Regions from separate parts of the Mus musculus genome. Here region 2 is linked to region 1. A link is a loop called in an ENCODE intact Hi-C map of the cell type or tissue named here. Cell type or tissue: gastrocnemius. All regions are shown on one strand. Links, peaks and the distances in the headings refer to the core of each region. The heading gives the core; the rest is flanking DNA. Region 1 overlaps Dhx32 (DEAH (Asp-Glu-Ala-His) box polypeptide 32). Region 2 overlaps Fank1 (fibronectin type 3 and ankyrin repeat domains 1).

Evidence for each region. A loop is a pair of places that touch in the nucleus more often than their neighbours do. Peaks named below come from ENCODE experiments on the same cell type or tissue, not always from the same donor. Only the 100,000 strongest peaks of a DNase experiment are listed, where the experiment ranks them.
Region 2: it touches region 1 in a loop (1.9-fold over the local background); 2 of 42 quality-filtered maps call a loop at or near these places.

What each region holds. Positions count from the first base shown.
Region 1 is chr7:133,724,629-133,734,562 of GRCm38, reverse strand. Dhx32 (DEAH (Asp-Glu-Ala-His) box polypeptide 32) reads left to right here. Exons shown (of 12, transcript NM_133941.2): 6 at 255-354; 7 at 437-595; 8 at 9,168-9,359. Among named protein-coding and RNA genes, the nearest start is that of Bccip, 20 kb to the right of the region's middle. In gastrocnemius, for the core only: no CTCF peak of the experiment used is centred there; DNase peaks (open chromatin) are centred at 2,447, 3,769, 4,011, 5,012 and 1 more place; H3K4me3 peaks cover 201 bases; H3K27ac peaks cover 5,193 bases.
Region 2 is chr7:133,785,028-133,794,961 of GRCm38, reverse strand. The region is part of intron 1 of Fank1 (fibronectin type 3 and ankyrin repeat domains 1); the gene reads right to left. Among named protein-coding and RNA genes, the nearest start is that of Fank1, 13 kb to the right of the region's middle. In gastrocnemius, for the core only: no CTCF peak of the experiment used is centred there; DNase peaks (open chromatin) are centred at 1,246, 3,953, 4,593, 6,439 and 1 more place; H3K4me3 peaks cover 269 bases; H3K27ac peaks cover 1,394 bases.

The sequences.
Region 1 (9,934 bases), core at 797-8,796:
TGTGTCTTGGGAGGGGGGCCCCACTCACCAGCATAAGGCTGATGGCAGGTGATACTGAGGTACTTCAGAGGGCAGTGGAAGCAGGCAGCTTGCAGATCTATATGCCAAGTCCCTTGCAGTTTCTATCTCATAGTGTGTGGTAGACACCAAAGAGCCTGACAGCATTTCTGGTGGTGCTGAGAGCAGTCACTGTGGGTAGAGGCAGGTGACTTCCCCTGAGTTCCAGGAGCTAACCTGCTGTGTTTCTGTTAAAGGTATATAACCCCCGGATCAGAGCCAACTCCCTCGTCCTGCAGCCCATCAGCCAAAGCCAAGCAGAGATCCGGAAGCAGCTCCTCGGGTCTTCTCCCTCAGGTAGTGTGGTGGGCACAAAGCAGTGTGAAGTCCGCAGGGATGCCACAGCAACACTGAAGCCATTTCCCTTGACTTTTTTAAGGAAAACTTTTCTGTCTGTACACTGAAGAATTTGCCTCCAAAGACATGAGGCCCCTTAAGCCAGCGGAAATGCAGGAAGCCAACCTGACTAGCATGGTGCTCTTCATGAAGAGGGTGGACATTGCAGGCCTGGGCCGCTGCGACTTCATGAACAGGCCAGGTAGCTTTACACTCTGCTTTTCTTCCTATTCCTGCCATTTCTCCCTGCCTCACGTGTCTCCTGACAGCACGAAGCACCTATCACTGTAAGCCAGCATGCGGTTCGCTGAGTGCTGACCCTTCACTGTCAAAAGAGGAAATTATCTCAGAATTTAAAAGGACAAAAACCTAGGGGTGCGCGCACGCGTGTGTGTGTGTATGTGTGTGTGTGTGTGTGCGTGTGTGTGTGTGTGTGTGTGTGCGTGTGCGTGTGTGTGTGTGTGCGTGTGTGCGCGTGCGCGCGTGTGTGTGTGTGTGTGTGTGTGTGAGATGAAGACTTGTCTTAGGGTTACTATTGCTGTGATGAAGCACCATGACAAAAGCAAGCTGGGGAGGAAAGGGTTATTTGGTTTACACTTCCAGATCACTGTTTATCATGGAAGGAATATTGAGGACAGAGATTCAAGCAGGGCAGGGATCTGGAGGCAGGAGCTGAAGCAGAGACCATGGAAAGATACTGCTTATTGGCTTGCTTCACGTGGTTTGCTCAGCCTGCTTTCTTATAGAATCCAGAACCATCAGGTCAGGAATGGCCCTACCCAAATGGGCTGCCCCTCACCCATCGATCATTAATGAAGAAAATTCCCTACAGCTCGATCTTATGGAGGCATTTTCTCAATTGAGGTTCCCTCCTTTCAGATAACTCTAGCTTGTGTCAACTTGACATTAACTAACCAACATAAGGGCCAGAGGTCAACATAAGGTATTTTCCTGTATCACTCTTTACCTTCATTTTTGAGACAGGGTCTGTTATTGAACCTGGAGTTCACTGATTGGCTAGACCTGCTGACCATCAAGCAAGCCTCTGGGATTCTCCTAACTGCCCCTCCATCCCCCAGGTCCTGAGATTCAGATGTGCACCAGCAGCCTGGATGTATATGTGGCTGCTGGGATCTGAATTCAGCTCCTTATTCTTGTGTGGTAACACTCTACCCACTGAGCCATTTCCCCAGCCCAGAGAGTGTCTTATGTTTTGGACACTGGAACCAGAAGGACTGGCCAGTATAGGGAGGGACAGTGGGGCACTGCTATCTAAGGGCAAGATGAACAGAAGGTAAAGGATACGTTCCCAGTGGCTTGGAAGTCCTCCTCGTGGATCTTGTTAGCACCTGGGGAAAACCCACTCAGATTTCACTCCTTTGCAATTTAGGTTCAACACATAAGGGAGGGGAGACGTCTGAAGCAAGACTGAGACATTTGAATCCTAATCCGAGCAGTTTCTTCCTTCGGTTTACTTTCTCCTGTGCCCAAAGCTACTGGAATGCTGAGGGGAAGAAAGGCCAGTGAGGCCAGGCCAAGCAACTGCTACCTGAGGGACAGCCACCTATGCCCAAGGCAGAGCAGTGTTACCTGCTCAAAAGGAAGTCAGCTAGTGGCTTTCGCTGCATTCCCAGTTGGCTTATCCTCTCTGGCAGGATGGGGTTAAAGCCTTCTTCAGCTCTAGGTACAGTGTCTGGGACATGGTGGCAGCTGTACTTGTCAATAACCAGCTGGTGAGGAAGGTCTGCCAGCAGCCATAGTCTGTATCTTATCTGTTTAAACCCTGGCTGTTCTCTAAACACTTGGTCATTTATATATGTTTATTGGTGTGTTAAATCATTTAAGACAGTAGCCCAGTGACTGGATGCTGGCCTTTTTTTTTTTTTTTTTTTTTTTTTTTTGCTCCACTTTACAGATGAGAAACCAAGTTGCTAGATTCAGGGCAACTCACAGATGGAGCAGGTGGCAGCTTCCCTGCCAGTGGCCGCTGTCTGACTGTCCTGGCCTCCTTTTCCTAAGAAAGGTTCCTGGGTGGCTTTCCCTCTTGTCTCTGGTGTTCCTTGCCAAGCTGGAGCAGCAGGAGCCTATGAATAATGAGTGGAAGAGCTCAGCCAGGGCTTCCCATTTCCCCTCCCAGCATGCTCCTGATGCTAACGGGAACCTAGCTAGCCCCGTGGCCAGGGAGACACCAGGCAGGGTCTGTCTCCTCTCACCTGCTTTCTTCTGTGACTTGGAGCTTAACTTCTAAAAAGCAAGCAAATGTTTAGATCACTGAATGAAGGGCTCTAACTTAAAAGTATTGGCAGCTGTCTAATCAATACCTTAGTTTTTGCTTCCATTTACGTAGAAGTAACTTAAATTTCCCCACACTTTTGGCCAGTGGTTAAACTTTTCCATGATGCCTACCCTGGAAGTAAATGACAATCTGCCTGTAATGTCTCTGTCCTTTGCTGTATTTAGCAAGACAGATAAGTAGGAGGTAGGAGTGTTTGAGATGGGGGCTGTGTGACCCGGGCCTGTGTGCATGCTCCCTTCACCTCGTCCTGGCCCCGAGGATGACATCTCGGGTGGGAATCCCATCCACTTCCTCCTTGCTGCATGATGGTCCCTGAACTTCACATGGGTCGGTGTTTGCCACCGACGGATCTGCTACAGTGATCTTTCCAGAAGCCTCCTCTGCAGAAGGGTTTTCACTGTTTTTGTTGCTTTTACATTTTGTTGTTAGGGGTTGAACCCAGAGCCCGAGCAGCCTATGAGAGTGTTCCACTACTGAGACACATTCCAGGCTAGACTTTTCATGGTCAGGATGGGCCTTAGAGACTGCATGCTACAGTGTTAGCCAAGTGCGTGTCACCCGCTAACGCTGCCATCCAGCCTACTACTCTGCCTTGGTGCCCTCAGCATCTTTCTGCTCAGGACAGGGGATGTTTGATGGACTAGATGTGAAGGGGGAAGTAAGAGTAGGCCTGCAAGAGGGTTCTGAAGAAATCAAACATCAGAGATACCTGAAAGGAAGCCTTTGGCTGGCCTGTGGGCTCCCTGCTCTCTGTGTGGCTCCTGTTTGCTGCTTACCTCGTGAGGTTTCAAACTGATAACTGGGAACAAAGGGGTCAGAGTCACCATTTATTTTTGGCTCCTGATAATGCCAGCAGCTGTTTTCTGCTGTGCTTGGGGAAATATCATTGTGGATGAACTCTGACTCATCATTTTGGAAACAAAAAAACCAACCAAACCAAAAAAAAAAAACATAGAAGAAGCTTGTGGCCAACATATAATTGAAATGTCCGAGCACAGCGAGCTCTGGCTCTCAGGCTCTGTGAACCGTGTGGCAGTGGCCTTGGCTCTCAGGCTCTGTGAACTGTGTGGCAGTGACCTTGGCTCTCAGGCTCTGTGGACCGTGTGGCAGTAGCCTTGGCATGACGAGGCTCTCGGCAGCTAAGTGAGTTCCCTCAGCATGGCGCTCTGCAGAAACATGAAATCCAGGGGGGTTGTTTTATTTATTTGTTTTGTTTTTCCCTTTTCCTTGGCTGCATGAGGAATGACCTCCACATAAGTGTCACAGCCACTGTTGATCTGGGTCAGGAAGACCAGGACTAACCGAGTGCCTCAGCAGAAACAGATGGCTGAGACTGTTATTGTCCTTGGAAGGCAAAGGTACCTGGACAGGGATTTGAAGAGAAACCAGGCAAAATGCCCCTGCCTCTGCCGAATGTCATCTCTTTGCTCTGATTCAGAATTTGTTTTAACTTGTTGCAGATAAAACTGGTTTTGAGTTGAGATGACCAGGATTTCTGAGATTTGAAAAGAAAAATGAGAGTCAGGCATGGTGATACGTGTCTATAACCACAGAGCTTACAGAATGGAACTGGAGGCAGGAGAATTGGAAGTTCAAGATCAATCAGGATAGGTTATTTCTCTGCCAGTGAAATGAGCCAATTCAAGCCAGATTAGAATATATTAAAGGCAGGTTTATTGGGAAGTGGCTCTCGGGGAGTTCATGGGGTCCCAAGGACTGAGGCCGGGGAGTCACCATGGGGAGAGGGAAGGGGAAGAAAGAGAGAAAGGGGTGGGGTGGCTGCAGAGACAGAAAAGAAGTAGAGGGGTCAAAATATCTGGATTATATAGGGAAGAGCCTTTGGGGAAGGGCAGCCTAGCCCCTGGGCTGGAAAGTTCAAGGTTGGGGCAGGGTCTGAGGGATACTAGGAGAAACTGGAGGCCAGGTCTGAAACCAGAAGCAGGTGGGGAGGGAGGAAGGAAGAAAGGGAGGAGGGAGGGAGAAAGGAAGAAAAGAAAGAAGGAAGGAGAGAAGGAAGAGAAAAATGAACTGTACCCACTAGGACTTGTAGCTTGGTGTATGCAAAAAGACAGGGTACTGAAGAGAACACACTGTGCAGGCGGGGCCAGACTCCTCCTTGCAGAGGCCAATTAGAAGGGGAATCCAGCTCTGCAGTGGCCCCATCAGGGCTCAGGTGCACACTTTTCACTAGAAGGCTCCTGAGTTAGTGAACCTGGCGCTTCTGTCATCACAGCCACACTCCCAGAGGCATTTGTGAGGATGTCTGCAAGTCTGTGATGGATTGAAAACACAGATTGGTCCAAAGTGCCACAGTCTGTACTAGGGAGTGAGAGAAAGCCACCTGCTAGCTTGGCTCAGTCGTCAGAGCTGCATCAGGAGCTTTGGACAGAGACTCCTCTCTGCAGGCAGGACGCATGCTGCATGCTACCTCCGACAGCCCAAAGCTAAGCAGTTGTTCTACCACTGCACCCGCAAAGACCATAGCTAGAATCTTGTTGTTGTTTATCTATTTTTATTACATTTATCTGAGAAGTTCAGAATACAACTTGCAGGAGTCCCTTCTTTTCTTCCACCATGTGGATTCCAGAGTGTCGTTCAGGCTGTCAGGCTTGTGCTGCAAGCATTTTCCCCACTGAGCCGTCCTCTGGTCTGAGTGCTGGGTCTGCACAGACACCATTGTTTGTGCAAAGGCCACACAGAATTTATCACCATCTTCAGAGAGGGATGTGTGCATTCTTGTGTGTGTGCGTGTGTGTGTGTGTGTGTGTGTGTGTGAGTGTGTGTGTACAAAGAGGAACATTCCAAGAACAGTTTCCAAGACGCAACCCACTGGAGCACCTTGGAAGCATTAGAAAGTCATTTTACAGATAGTGAAAACTTAATTAGGGAGGAAGTTAGAGGCATAGAATAGAAATAGTTTTAATATAACCACAATCAAAGTAACTGCCTCAGGGCTCAGGTCAGCTAGTTAATATTTTTTCATCCCTTAGACAAGTGACTGGGGTTCAATAAATGCTTGGCATTGCAGGTCTGAGCGACTCCTAGCTGCCCAAGGCTACCTACCTAGACTAAGACGGTACTTTCCATAAATGTGCAAACAGACAGTGATCACAGTGATGAGGAGATGTCACCACAGTGCCCCTGAGATGGGTTTCTAGATACTAAGACTGCTGGCCTTGCTCTTTTAGAGTCATGTCAGCTGTGCTCGCAGAGCATGGCTTCTGGAAAGGTGCTGCTCATTAAACAAATACGGAACCAACTGGCTGGCCACTCAGCCTTGGCCAGACAAGAGATTCAAATGTAGAAGTGCTGTGGATCTTGTAAAGGTCCTGTACACACCAGGTACTAGGAAGTGTGGCCTGTGACACTGTCTTAGAAGCTGTTCCCCTCTTCCCCACTCCACCCGCAACACTCCCCCTCCCCCCCCCCCCCGTCCTCATCAGAGCCAGGCTCTTCCATTTTAAGCTTGTACATTTATAAATACTAATTTTATTATTTATTAATTTTTTTATGTGTGTGGATGTTTTGCCTTCATGTAGGTCTGTACACTAAGTACACAGTCCAGAGGAGGATCAGGGTTCCTGTAGGTCTGTACACTAAGTACACGGTCCACAGGAGGATCAGGGTTGTAGTTACAGATGGTGTGAGCCACCATGGAGGTACTGGGAATTGAACCAGGGTTCTCTAGAAGAGGAGCCAGTGCTCTTAGCCATTAAGCTATTGCTCCAGCCCCATGCATTGTTCTGGCCTGTTTTGTTTTTTCCCCTGGTGGTTTTGGTAAAGCCAATGCTATGCTATCTCACTGCAGTGCTAAGCCTTGTTTGAAGCTTGGTCTTAGATGCTGTGGAGTGGGGAGACTTCTAGTTACACTGCAAAGAACATCTTTCAAGGGTATCATTGTGTGTTAAGAGCTAGCAGTCCCGGGGCCTAGCAAACACAGAAGTGGATGCTCACAGTCAGCTATTGGATGGATCACAGGGCCCCCAATGGAGGAGCTAGAGAAAGTAGCCAAGGAGCTAAAGGGATCTGCAACCCTATAGGTGGAACAACATTATGAACTAACCAGTACCCCGGAGCTCTTGACTCTAGCTGCATATATATCAGAAGATGGCCTAGTCAACCATCATTGGAAAGAGAGGCCCATTGGACTTGCAAACTTTATATGCCCCAGTACAGGGGAACGTCAGGGCCAAAAAGTGGGAGTGGGTGGGTAGGGGAGTGGGTGGGAGGGTATGGGGGACTTTTGGGATAGCATTGGAAATGTAAATGAGGAAAATACCTAATAAAAAGTTAAAAAAAAAAAAAGAGCTAGCAGTCACAGTGCCTTATCCTGGGGACACTGACAGCTGTGTCTTGAGGAAGGCCAGCAGTCTTCTTTAGCATAGTGTGAGCAGGCCTTGTGTGGAGACAAACTCAGCCCCTTTCTGACCCGGTTCTCTCTGAGACCTAACTAGTCCCGGTACTGATGTGGCTTGCTTGGCAAAAAGGTTTGAGGGAGGCCTATGGCTGTCTGTGTTCCACTTGTACTTTCTGCTGTGCCACAGGCAGGAGCCAAGCTGGTATGGGCGAGGTCTCAGGGCCCAGCAAAGCTCAGCTGAGCTGTCACCCTTACTCCTGAGCGTCTGAAAGTCTGCCACAGCCATCATCTGAGAGCCAGGCTCGTGGCATGACTTCTATCAGTGTCCCTCTCGTGGTTGGAGAGTCCCCTCTCAGCCCTTCCCATGTCTAGTGACCGAGGAGCCCTAATCTTTCACCCTGGCTGGTAATACAAGCTGAGGAGGAGCATGCTGAGGAAGGCCTGACTATGGCTTTTGAGGCCTGCTTACCAAAGACTTCCTGTCTTGTTCTGTACCTGGAAGTACTTACCCATCCCAGACAAGCAGAGGCATAGGGTTCTGTAACATTCCCGAGGGTAGCTGTATTTGAAACCTGTTTCCTATAGGATAATATAAATACAATGACATGAAATTGTATAATGCCAGCTAGTGCTCCCAGTCCCTCGCTGTTTCAGCACAGCCATGCTCCTTCCTGCAGCCGCCCCTGCACCTTCTCTGGCACATCCGAAGCCCCCTTTCAGGTCCCACAGATCCCTGATGGAACTCTGGGACTACTAAGTAGCCTGTTAGTTCCTTTCCTGGAACTGCAGACTCAAGGCTGTGTGTTTACCAGTAAGGTCAAGCCCAACGTGCCCAGGGAGAACGATAAAGAAAGCATTCCACTTGGTAAATGTTGATGGGGGACGATCACAGGCAATAGGTGAATGATTTCACTGTCTCCCCCGAGTGTTAGTCTCAGCAGGCTCCTCCCCACCCTCTCTGTTCCTAGTCTCTCACCTCAGATGCTCTGCTCTCCCTGCCGTACCCCAGACCACACTTGTGGTTTCTAAAAGCTTTCTTGGCTTCCCGACCATAGTGGGAATGGGATCACATTAGAGCTTGTGAGGAGGCTGCAGTTTCTCGGTGTGCCTTGAATTCTGACCGTTACCTTTGGTGGTCAAAGTGTAAAGATAGCAAGTGAGTCATTGTTTTCTCGTCAGCCACTTAAAACTCAGGGACAGGCAGATTCAGTTGCTTCTGGGTTAGGCCTATAGGTGTTGCCTCCCGAACACCACACACATTCCAGGACTGAGACTGACAAAAGGCAGTTTTCAGGTTTTCAGCACAGTAGGAGTTGGTGTAGCCTTTATAGGAATACCAGGTGGCAGACAGGTGAAACAGTGTATTTAATAGAACTTGGTCCCAGAAGGACAGAGAGTAAGTAGACTTCTTTGTGGAAATTGAGCAGATGTGGAAATTAATACACACTGTAGGAGTGCCCATGTTATCTAAGAAATGAGAGATGGGATAGGTTTGTCTGTTTGCAGTAACCTTGTGTGTTTGTGTCTGGTGTTTCTGCTTTTCTTGTGACTTCTAGGCCACTCTGTCTTAGCTCTCGTTCTCCTTGTCGGACCTCAGTTTACTAGATTCTAGACCATGTATGTTTTGCCTTATTGAGCAACAAATATTATGTCTTCCCTTAAGTATACTCAGGCTAGCTTTGTAGGCTTGTGCAAGAGCTGCTTCCATAGTTCAGCGTTCTGTGCCTGCAGCAGCTGCCGAGCTGGCTGGCCCGTTGGTGAGAGCAGGCTCTGCTCCAGATGTTGTTTGAGTACCACGTGTTCCAAGTCACAGCGACTGGAACATGGCTGCCTGGTCAGGAGAGATCTCGGATCCCTAGATCCTCAACTTTGACCCCTCAGAACTGCAGCAAAATGCAGTGAGTCCGTGGCTGTCCTCTGAGGAGCCTGCCACGGTTTCAGGGTCCTTGTCTAGATAGCCATAAGGTGTACCCTGTCAGCCTCAGAAGCTACGGGCTTAGTGTCTGACCAATTCTTGCTTTACCGATTCTGTTCATTGGTTGTTTGTTTTATGCAAAAATGAAAAGTCACTACGTGCTGCCCCCTCAGTTGTGTAAAATTCACTTTTTTCCTCTTTCCTAGCTCCAGAAAGCCTGATGCAGGCACTGGAAGATTTAGATTACCTGGCAGCCCTGGACAACGATGGGAATCTCTCTGAGTTTGGAATCATCATGTCTGAGTTTCCTCTGGATCCACAGCTCTCAAAGTCTATCTTAGCATCCTGTGAATTTGACTGTGTAGACGAAATGCTAACCATCGCTGCCATGGTAACAGGTATTCCTTAAAGACCTTTCTCTCTAGGTACTGTGAATCCACAGCACGTACAGATTCAAATGGAGTCTAGATGTAAGGGGATAGTAAAGTGTTTTAATAGACTGAGAAGGGGAAACCTTTACAATTACCTTAATTAATGCAAAAACAGAAAAGGCCAAAAGGCGTGGGCTTGGGTTTTTGCCAAAAGGACGCGTGTAGCTCAAAACAGGCAACAAGCAGTAGCCACAGGCGGTGTTTCCCAGACAGCTGGGCGGCCTGTGTTTCCTGCCAGCTTCGTTATTTTATACCGGCTCCTATTATTTTCATACATTCCTTGACAGCAGCATGGACTAAATGCTGTGCTACATCTGAACATAGTCCTGAGCCTGTGTCTGACCCTCTGGGCCCCTTGACATTTGGACACAATGCTTCTACAAGAATATGAGCAGAGTGCTAACTGCTATTGGCAAAACAACGTGCACAAAAAGGACAAAGCACTAAGACCACTCACTTTTCATTTCTTGGCTTCCAAGCCAACAAAAATATTAAGAACAGCACATTGATCCAGAGATCCAAGGCAAGAGTGGGTTTACAGA
Region 2 (9,934 bases), core at 901-8,900, 60 kb before region 1:
ACCTGTCTACCCAGCCTTTCCTGGTCTTTACTGTTGTCTCCTCGGTTAATCACACAGCTTGCTGCCAGCAGCCCCACCTTTGGAATCCAGCCCTGAACACACAGACCTCACTTCAGGGAAGGAAAGGACACTCTTCAGCTAGGAGCCTCTAAGCTTGCTGCCTCTCCACTAGGGCCATAGCAGGAGGAAAAACTGCTTCCCAAGGCTGGGCGGGCAGAGAGCATGGCAGAAACCAAATCCTTCAAGGGTCTACAAAGCCCAGTTGAAAATTCATATTTATTTTCCTTGCTAGGAAGAATTGAGTTTTTAATCTTCAGTACTGATATAGTTGAGAAGGAACACTTTGGGGGCTGGCACATAGCTCAGTGGCACAATCCGTTGCCCAGCATGAACCAGGTCCTGAGAGAAAAGAGAGAAAGCAAGGGAAGAAAGCATGTCTCTTCCGCGCATCACGTGGTAGTCTCTATCCAGCTCTCTGCCCTGTCCTTCTAAGTCAAGTGATGAGGTAAGTGCCTGTGCCTCACCTCCCTGTCTAGCAAGCCGAGCTTCTGACCTGGTGGGGGTCAGGCACAGAGATAACAAATGAGACCAAAAAGAACAGAAAAGAAGCAGAAACGAATGTGGGCAATGAAGGGGAAAAGGAACACAAATCTATAAGATAAATGTGGTCGCCCTGTATGACACTGGAAACCACCACACTCCCCAAAGTGGAGTTTGCTCTGATTAATTCCAGGAGGGCAGGAGGTATTGGGGAGAAGCAACCATTCTAAGGCTAAAGTGATGCAGAGATTCCAGCTAGCTGCTGCCCTGTGAAAGAGGACAGGTCTGCCCCAATAACACCCACAAGCTCTGCGCTGTCAGACTTCCGGGCCTGGGCTTCCTGACTCAAATCTGATTCTATTTATTCTCTTCTGGATCTTGTTCTGCTAACTCTTCTGGCATGGCATGCACAGTCATCATAGGCCAGGCCCGGCGGCAGGCACCAGGCACAGCTCTGTTCATCCACAGGGATCCCAAAGGGAAGGTCTGTCTCTCCTCTTACCCACCTATCCCAACTGGAGAGAGGCAGGGGCTGACACTCAGTCAGGATTCCTGATTCCTGTGCCCCTCTGTGACTTGCCAACTGTGCTGCTGGCATCATTGCGATGTAATGATTAATCTGCTCTATCTAAAATTAACTCAAAGTAAACAGATGCCAGCTGAAGTGGGGCAGAGTGTCATCACAAGAGACACATTTAGCAGGAAAGAGCTGTGGCAAGCCAGCCTGACTCATACTGACAGGGCTGTAAGGAGAGCTCACAGGGCACCAAGCCTTGGGACAGTCCCAGCTCTTGGCAGGCCACTGGAGGATGGAGTTTAGGTGTCAGAGAAGAGAAACCTTTGAATCAGACGTTTGTAATCATCAAAGAGTAGCAAGTCATTGACACAGCTCTGGGATCATGGGGCGGGAAGCAACAACCCTTCCTCAGCACCTGTCTGTCTGCTTGTTCTTTCCCTTCCCAAGAATCAAACAGACAAATTGTAACTGGGCTCATTGCCAGTGAGTCACTGTCTTGTATTCCCAAGACACGGGAGTCATTACTTTTTTTTTTTTTTTTTTTTTTTTTTTTTTTTTTGGTGTTTTCGAGACAGGGTTTCTCTGTATATCCCTGGCTGTCCTGGAACTCACTCTGTAGACCAGACTGGCCTCGAGCTCAGCAATCTGCCTACCTCTGCCTCCCAAGTGCTGGAATTAAAGGCGTGTGCCACCACTGCCTGGTGAATCATTACATTTTGTGCTTTCTGAAACATTGGGGGTTTTGAGGAGACAGAGTGTAAGTGGATAGCTGACTTCCCAAGGTTTGTGATTACAGACATGTGGCACCTCACTTAAAGCTCTTTAGAAGCTTTTTAGGGGGTCCAAGTGGCTGGCTAGCACTGGCTCACACTGAAGTCACAGCATGTTAGATAGAAGCAGCAGGCCAACCAGATGTTTATCTCATTAGTGTCTTCACACCACATCAATTTAGATTTCCAACAGCCAGACGTCTCACAGAAGGCAAGAAGTTCAGGTTGCCAATGATTTCAGTTAGTACTATGGGAAGAGACAGTTAATATGATACAATACCTACAGTACCCAGCAAATGCCTTTAATCTCAAACTCAGAGACAGGCAGGTCTCTTGGGAGACCTAGACTAGCCTGATCTACATCTGGAAGGCCAGACCAGCCAAAGGTACATAGTGAGAATCATCTTTAAAAAGAAAAAAAGATTATCTTAATGAGTTAGCAACTTATGGTAATGCTGGTCCCCAAGCTAAGGGAAGGAGCGTGGTGATCTGGGTTCATCGCTCCTTCCCCCCTCCCCCCCCCCAACACGTTTGTGGCACAGGTATTAGTCCTTTAAAATGGCAGAACCAACAGGCTTTATCCCATGTGCAAATAATTTTCACCAGTGGCATCCCAAAGCGGAAGTTCTACTTGACCTCCGTGAGAAAGATCTCTGGTAACCCCAAGACGGGGTGAGGTGGGGGTGGGGCAGGATGCTGTGTGATTGCTGATTCTGTTTTACCTTCAGTCAGCCAACCCGCATAGTGATCAGGACACTGACAGCAGCCCAGTCCTCAGTCTCTGCAGACTGACAATGTGGGACTCAGGTCCAAAGCTAAGGAGACCTTTTCATAAGCAGACCTTGATAGAGCATGTTTGATACCACATTTCTTGTCTGCTGACAGGTGCTGTTGGGGATTGTGTTTTCTTTTCTCATCATATAGACAGCCTGCAGTATGAGGTGTTGGAGGGAAATGAAGATAAATGCTGTGGACAAGAGCAGAATCAAGGACCCACTCCTAACTCTGAAGGATGGTTTAAAACAAGTTACGGATGGGAAAACTTATTAGAATTTGACACCATCAAAATAGCAAAAATCCAAATAGCCACTGTGTTCAAGTGGCTGTGGGGAGAGGGGAGCTCACACTTGTTGCTGCTTAGAGTGACAATGGTTGTGACCCCCACAGACCACTGCTGGAGTTGGGATGGACCATGTCCCCCTAACAGCCTATGTGTTGAAGGCTTGGTCCTCAGCAAGCAAATGCAGGTTAGGAGGAGGGGCCTATGGGAGAGTCTTAGACCATTCTCGGTTTGTCTGTGAGGAGACCGTGGGGCCCCAGACTTCCCTCTTCCTTTGCTATTTCTTGGTCATGGGGTAAACAGTCCATGCCACTCTGCACTCCCCGCTGTTGCCATCTGGGGGTCCCATGAGGACCAAAAGCAGTGGCTCAAGTCCTTCTTAAATTGAACTTCCAGAGCAGAAGCAGTAACCTCCTCCTCCACGCTGGTCTCCCAGGTGTCGTAGAATGGAAAGCTGCTTTAAGAAGAATGAGAAGAATGATTCAGGGCTGGAGAGATGGCTCAGTGGTTAGAAAACCTGGTGAGGACCCAGGTTCAATTCCCAGCACCCACATGGTGACTCACAATTATCCCTAACTCCAATTCCAGGGAATCTGACGCCCTCTTCTGATGACTGTGGGAGCACATGTGGTGCACAGAAAGAGATACATGCAGGCAAATTTTTCATACACATAAACCTAAAAAGAAAAAGTTTTTTAAAAAGAACAATTTAATTATTACAAAACTAGCTTCAAGTACTCCAGGCCTAAACTCTTCCCCATAGATACAGATGCACAAACACAAAATGTCAGACTCAAAAGGTAGCCACTTTTGGTTTAAGTAAAATGGCCACACTGGTCTCCCGCTGCCACCATAACCACAAACAGTTGCTTAAAACAACAGTCTTGCAGTTCTGGGGATCACAAATCCAAAATGCATCTTAGAGGGTTCAGGTCCAAGGCTGGAGGCTCCAGCAGACCATTAGGACTGCCTTCAGTGCCTGTTTGGTATCTGGCCCCAGACTCCCTGGCTCAGGTCCTCACACCAACCTGTGCTCCCTTTCTCGGTGAGCACTCTGGCTAAGCCTGTCCTTCTGCTCCCCTTCTAGTAAGGGCCCATGTGCCTGACTACATCAGGTCCTCCTAGACAACACACCACGGGCCATCCATCTGTCCATCCTTAACACCAAGCCTCCTTCAACTGCCGACTAACACACAAATTCAGGACCTTAGGCTGTGCATATCTTTGGCTCAGTTGCAAATAATTAGGAGTGAGTCTCCATCTGTGGTAGACTGATTAAATACATTAAGATAAATTCCTACAATAGGATATCATTGTTCTCATAACAACAAGAAAACTCATTATGAATTAAAGAGAAAGCTCTCCAAAATGCAACGTTCACTGCAAAGAGCCAGGCACAGGTCAGAGAGAGAAATGCAACACAAATAACCTGCTTTTATTCCTAATAGTAAAGTGTGTCAGGTTAGAAGGTAATAGATAGGGATGGAGTGGAGACATATTCCAATGACTTTTCACTAAATACTCCTTCATAATTTTATTTTGTTTTGAACCTTATAACTGTAGAGTTTATCCAAAACCCTAGAAAACAAGGTCTAAAAAGAGGAAAAAGAAATCCAAAAGGGAAAAGAATGGCAGATGGAGAATCCGGGGAAGGTAGAGCCAAGCTGGCAGGCTGGGTCTCCCAAAGCAAAAGCCACAGGTGGTGGCTGGGTCTTCAGCACAATGGGAGCAGACGCCAACATGCAGGAAGCTTTTAGCTCGGATGCTCAGTACCACGCATGATACATACAGCCCAACCCAAAGCCATACTAGAGCATACTGGATTCCAGTGCTGTGTAACCAATTACCACAAAGCAGCAAGCAGTTCAATCTACAAATAGTTACCATCTAAGGAGTTCTGTGGAACAGGTACCCAAAAGAAAATATGGACGAAAGACTTGAAAGGGCACTTAGTGTAAGTACATTTAAGCAGCCTATAAAAATTCATTTAAAAACTTAATAGCATTAGTTAGTGTGGGAAATATAATGAGACACATCTGCTCTGAGGAGAAAGGCAAACACCAGCAAGCATGGGGAGTGGTTGGGCTCCCAGGTCCTGCTGGTACATCACCTTGCTACCCAGGTCATAGCTACTAGAGGTGCATGTACCTGGGTAAACTCTGTCATTTGCCAGGCCACTCTACTCCCAGGCATGTGCCAGCTGAAATGCACATGTGTCAGGAAAACGGAACCTTTGTTCACAGTCAGTGGGATTGCAAACTTGTACAGCCACTCCAGAAATCGGTGTGGAGAATTCCCAAAAGGCCAAGCATACATCTAGCAAACGAGCCAGCTATCCCACTCCTTGGCGTGCGCTCAGAGGACTCAGCATCATAGCCCACAGATACCTGCGCGTCAGAGTTCACTGCTGCTCTACTCACAACAGCTGTGTCCCTTAGTAGGGTTTTGTTGCTGGGAAGAGACACCATGACCAAGACAACTCTTACGAAGGCAAACATTTAATTGGGGCTGGCTTACCGTTTCAGAGGCTCAGTCCATTATCATGGTGGGAGCAAGAGTTCTACATCTTGACCTGAAGGCAGCCAGAGTGGGTGGGGAGGGAGACTGAAATCCCACACTGGGAGGAGCTTGAGCGTAGGAGAACTCAAAGATGGCCTCCACAGTGACACACTTCCTCCAATAAGGCCACACCCACTCCAACAAGGCCACACCTCCTAATAGTACACTACCCCCCCTGTGGGCCAAGCATTTAAAACCATGAGACTATGGGGGCCAAACCTATTCAAACCACTGTACTGGGAAATGGAAACAAGATGTCGTTCAACCAGTGAATGGATAATGAAAATGGGGTACATATGCACTATGAGGTAGTATCCCCTTGTAAAGAAGAATCATGCAATTTCCAGGGAAACAGATGGAACTAGAAAGGATCATATTGAGCAAGGTATCCCGAACCCAGAAAGACAAATGTGGCTTGTTCTCTCTCACTGGAGTCTCCTAGCTCCAAATCATCAGATGTGAGTAGTTTGCAGTAATTCAGGGAAATGAAAGAGCATTGCTTGGTGGGGGTGTAGGAGCAACAGAGGAAATCGAGGGTACAAGCGATCTGATCAGAGAATGGGAAGGGGGGCTCTGTAGGGTGTAAGGAGGAAGACAGATATAAGAACAAGAATGGGGGCAGGTAAACAGCAGTAAGAATGTCTGAAAAAGTCATAAGGAACAGCATTATTATCTATCTAAATAAAAAACCAGAATATACTTAAAGGTATAAAATATACTTATATAATTTAAATGTATTTTTCTCATCTGAGTCAACAATGCTCCCTCCAGACGCCAAAATCCACCTAACAAAAATCCCAATAGCAGACTTGAATCCTCTTTTGAGGTATTGGTCCTGGTTGTCCGAGGGACTCCCATAACAGTCCAGGGCACTGCCACTGCTCTTGCTTGCTCCTCCTCCACTCTCCCCAGAGGTGGAAGGAAAGTCCCTGTTACTGAAGGCACCAAGCACTTCAGACACAGAGCCCAGAAGCCCCTGAGCTGGAACTGATTTGAAAGCCCCCTCCCTGGGGACTGGCTCTCATGCTTCCTGAAGGCACCATGCCAGCTTCCAAAAGGGAAAAGCAATCCACCACGGACCTACCAAGCGATGACACCTATGAACCACAATGACTGCCATGGGACAATAGCCCTAAGGGTGCAGTCACACTAACATTTTTTTAAGCTGAACGGTCACATGTAATAGTCAGCTTCCTGTTGCTGTGATAAGCACCAGGATCAAAAGCAGCCTGGGGGAGAAAAGAGCTCATCTGCTTATCCTTCCACCACACTGGACAAAGTGTAGGCAGGGGTCTTAGACAGGGTTTCTATTCCTGCACAAACATCAGGACCAAGAAGCAAGTTGGGGAGGAAAGGGTTTATGCAGCTTACACTTCCACATTGCTGTTCATTACCAAAGGAAATCAGGACTGGAACTCAAGCAGGTCAGGAAGCAGGAGCTGATGCAGAGGCATGGAGGGATGTTCATTACTGGCTTACTTCCCCTGGCTTGCTCAGCCTGCTCTCTTATAGAACCAAGACTACCAGCCCAGAGATGGCACCACCCACAAGGGGCCTTTCCCCCTTGATCACTAATTGAGAAAATACCTTACAGTTGAATCTCATGGAGGCATTTCCTCAACTGAAGCGCCTTTCTCTGTGATAACTCCACCTGTGTCAAGCTGACACGAAACCAGCCAGTACAGCAAGGATAAAGAAGCAGGAACTGAAGTAGAGGCCAGGGAGGAGTGCCGTTAACTGTCTTACTCCTCAAGGCTTGCTCAGCCTCCTTCCTTATACCATCCAGGACCCTCCTGCCCCGGTGGTACTAGCCACAGTGGGCTGGGTCACTAATCAGAACTTGCCCTATAGACTTGCCCACAGGCCAATCTGATAGAAGCATTCCTCCACTAACGTTCTCTTTTCCTAGATGGTGCTAACGTGTGCTAAGTTGACAAAACAACAAAAACACCAAAACTGACCAACACACATGGATGTGATTGATTTTCAAATTTTCACTCAACAGTGTTTGTAGGATTTGTATATATTTTTAAATTTTTTATCAGATATTTTCTTCCTTTACATTTCAATGCTACCCCAAAAGTCCTCTATACCCTCCCCCTGCCCTGCTCCCCTACCCACCCACTCCTACTTCTTGGCCCTGGCATTCCCCTACACTGGGGCATATAAAGTTTATAAGACCAAGGGGCCTCTCTTCCCAGTGATGTCCGACTAGGCCCTCTTCTGATACATATGCAGCTAGAGACACGAGTTCTGGGGGGTACTGGTTAGTTCATATTGTTGTTCCACCTATAAGGTTGCAGACCCCTTCAGCTCCTTAGATACTTTCTCTAGCTCCTCCATTGGGGGCCCTGTGTTCCATCCTATAGATGACTATGAGCATCCACTGCTGTGTTTGCCAGGATTTGTATATTCTATTGTAGACACACATGTCAATAAAAAATAAACATAGACTTCAGCCAGGCAGTGGTGGCCACAACTTTAGTCCCAGCACTCAGGAGGCAGAGGCAGGCGGATTTCTGAGTTCGAGGCCAGCTTGGTCCACAGAGTGAGTTACAGGACAGCCAGAGCTACACAGAGAAACTCTGTCTTGAAAAACCAAACAATAACAAAATATGACATTGTTATTGTTATTACTATTATTATTATTATTATTATTATTATTATTATTATTAACATTGACTCCTAAGAAAGAGCAATTCATTCCAAGAGCAACACTCAAACATGGGTCAATTTTGTTCACCAGAGAATTTGTATAATCCCAAATAAGTAATTCAAGTGGGTCATCTCTAGATGACTACATCAGTTAGGTCATTTAACTGCTTTGTCTGCCTGCCACAGCTGTGGCCCTGGAATCACTTTTCACATGTATAGCACGTGTCAGAGAAGGCTGTGCATGCATGTCACAGCACACACGGAGGTCAGAGGACATGTCACAGCACACACAGAGGTCAGAGGACATGTCACAGCACACACAGAGATCAGAGGACATGTCACAGCACACACGGAGGTCAGAGGGCATATCACAGCACACACGGAGGTCAGAGGACATGTCAAGCACACACGGAGGTCAGAGGACATGTCACAGCACACACAGAGGTCAGAGGACATGTCACAGCACACACAGAGGTCAGAGGACATGTCACAGCACACACGGAGGTCAGAGGACATGTCACAGCACACACATGGAGGTCAGAGGACATGTCACAGCACACACGGAGGTCAGAGGACATGTCACAGCACACACATGGAGGTCAGAGGGCATATCAAGCACACACGGAGGTCAGAGGACATGTCAAGCACACACGGAGGTCAGAGGACATGTCACAGCACACACGGAGGTCAGAGGACATGTCACAGCACACACGGAGGTCAGAGGACATGTCACAGCACACACAGAGGTCAGAGGACATGTCACAGCACACACATGGAGGTCAGAGGACATGTCACAGCACGCACGGAGGTCAGAGGGCATGTCACAGCACACACGGAGGTCAGAGGGCATGTCACAGCACACACATGGAGGTCAGAGGGCATGTCACAGCACACACGGAGGTCAGAGGACATGTCAAGCACACACGGAGGTCAGAGGACATGTCACAGCACACACGGAGGTCAGAGGACATGTCACAGCACACACAGAGGTCAGAGGACATGTCACAGCACACACATGGAGGTCAGAGGACATGTCACAGCACACACGGAGGTCAGAGGGCATGTCACAGCACACACAGAGGTCAGAGGGCATGTCACGGCACCACGGAGGTCAGAGGACATGTCAAGCACACACGGAGGTCAGAGGACATGTCACAGCACACACGGAGGTCAGAGGACATGTCACAGCACACACACGGATGTCAGAGGACATGTCACAGCACACACGGAGGTCAGAGGACATGTCACAGCACACACGGAGGTCAGAGGACATGTCAAGCACACACACGGAGGTCAGAGGACATGTCAAGCACACACGGAGGTCAGAGGACATGTCACAGCACACACGGAGGTCAGAGGACATGTCAAGCACACACGGAGGTCAGAGGACATGTCACAGCACACACACGGAGGTCAGAGGACATGTCACAGCACACACGGAGGTCAGAGGACATGTCACAGCACACACGGAGGTCAGAGGACATGTCACAGCACACACGGAGGTCAGAGGACATGTCAAGCACACACGGAGGTCAGAGGACATGTCACAGCACACACGGAGGTCAGAGGACATGTCACAGCACACACAGAGGTCAGAGGACATGTCACAGCACACACATGGAGGTCAGAGGACATGTCACAGCACACACGGAGGTCAGAGGGCATGTCACAGCACACAAGGAGGTCAGAGGGCATGTCACGGCACACACGGAGGTCAGAGGACATGTCAAGCACACACGGAGGTCAGAGGACATGTCACAGCACACACGGAGGTCAGAGGACATGTCACAGCACACACACGGATGTCAGAGGACATGTCACAGCACACACGGA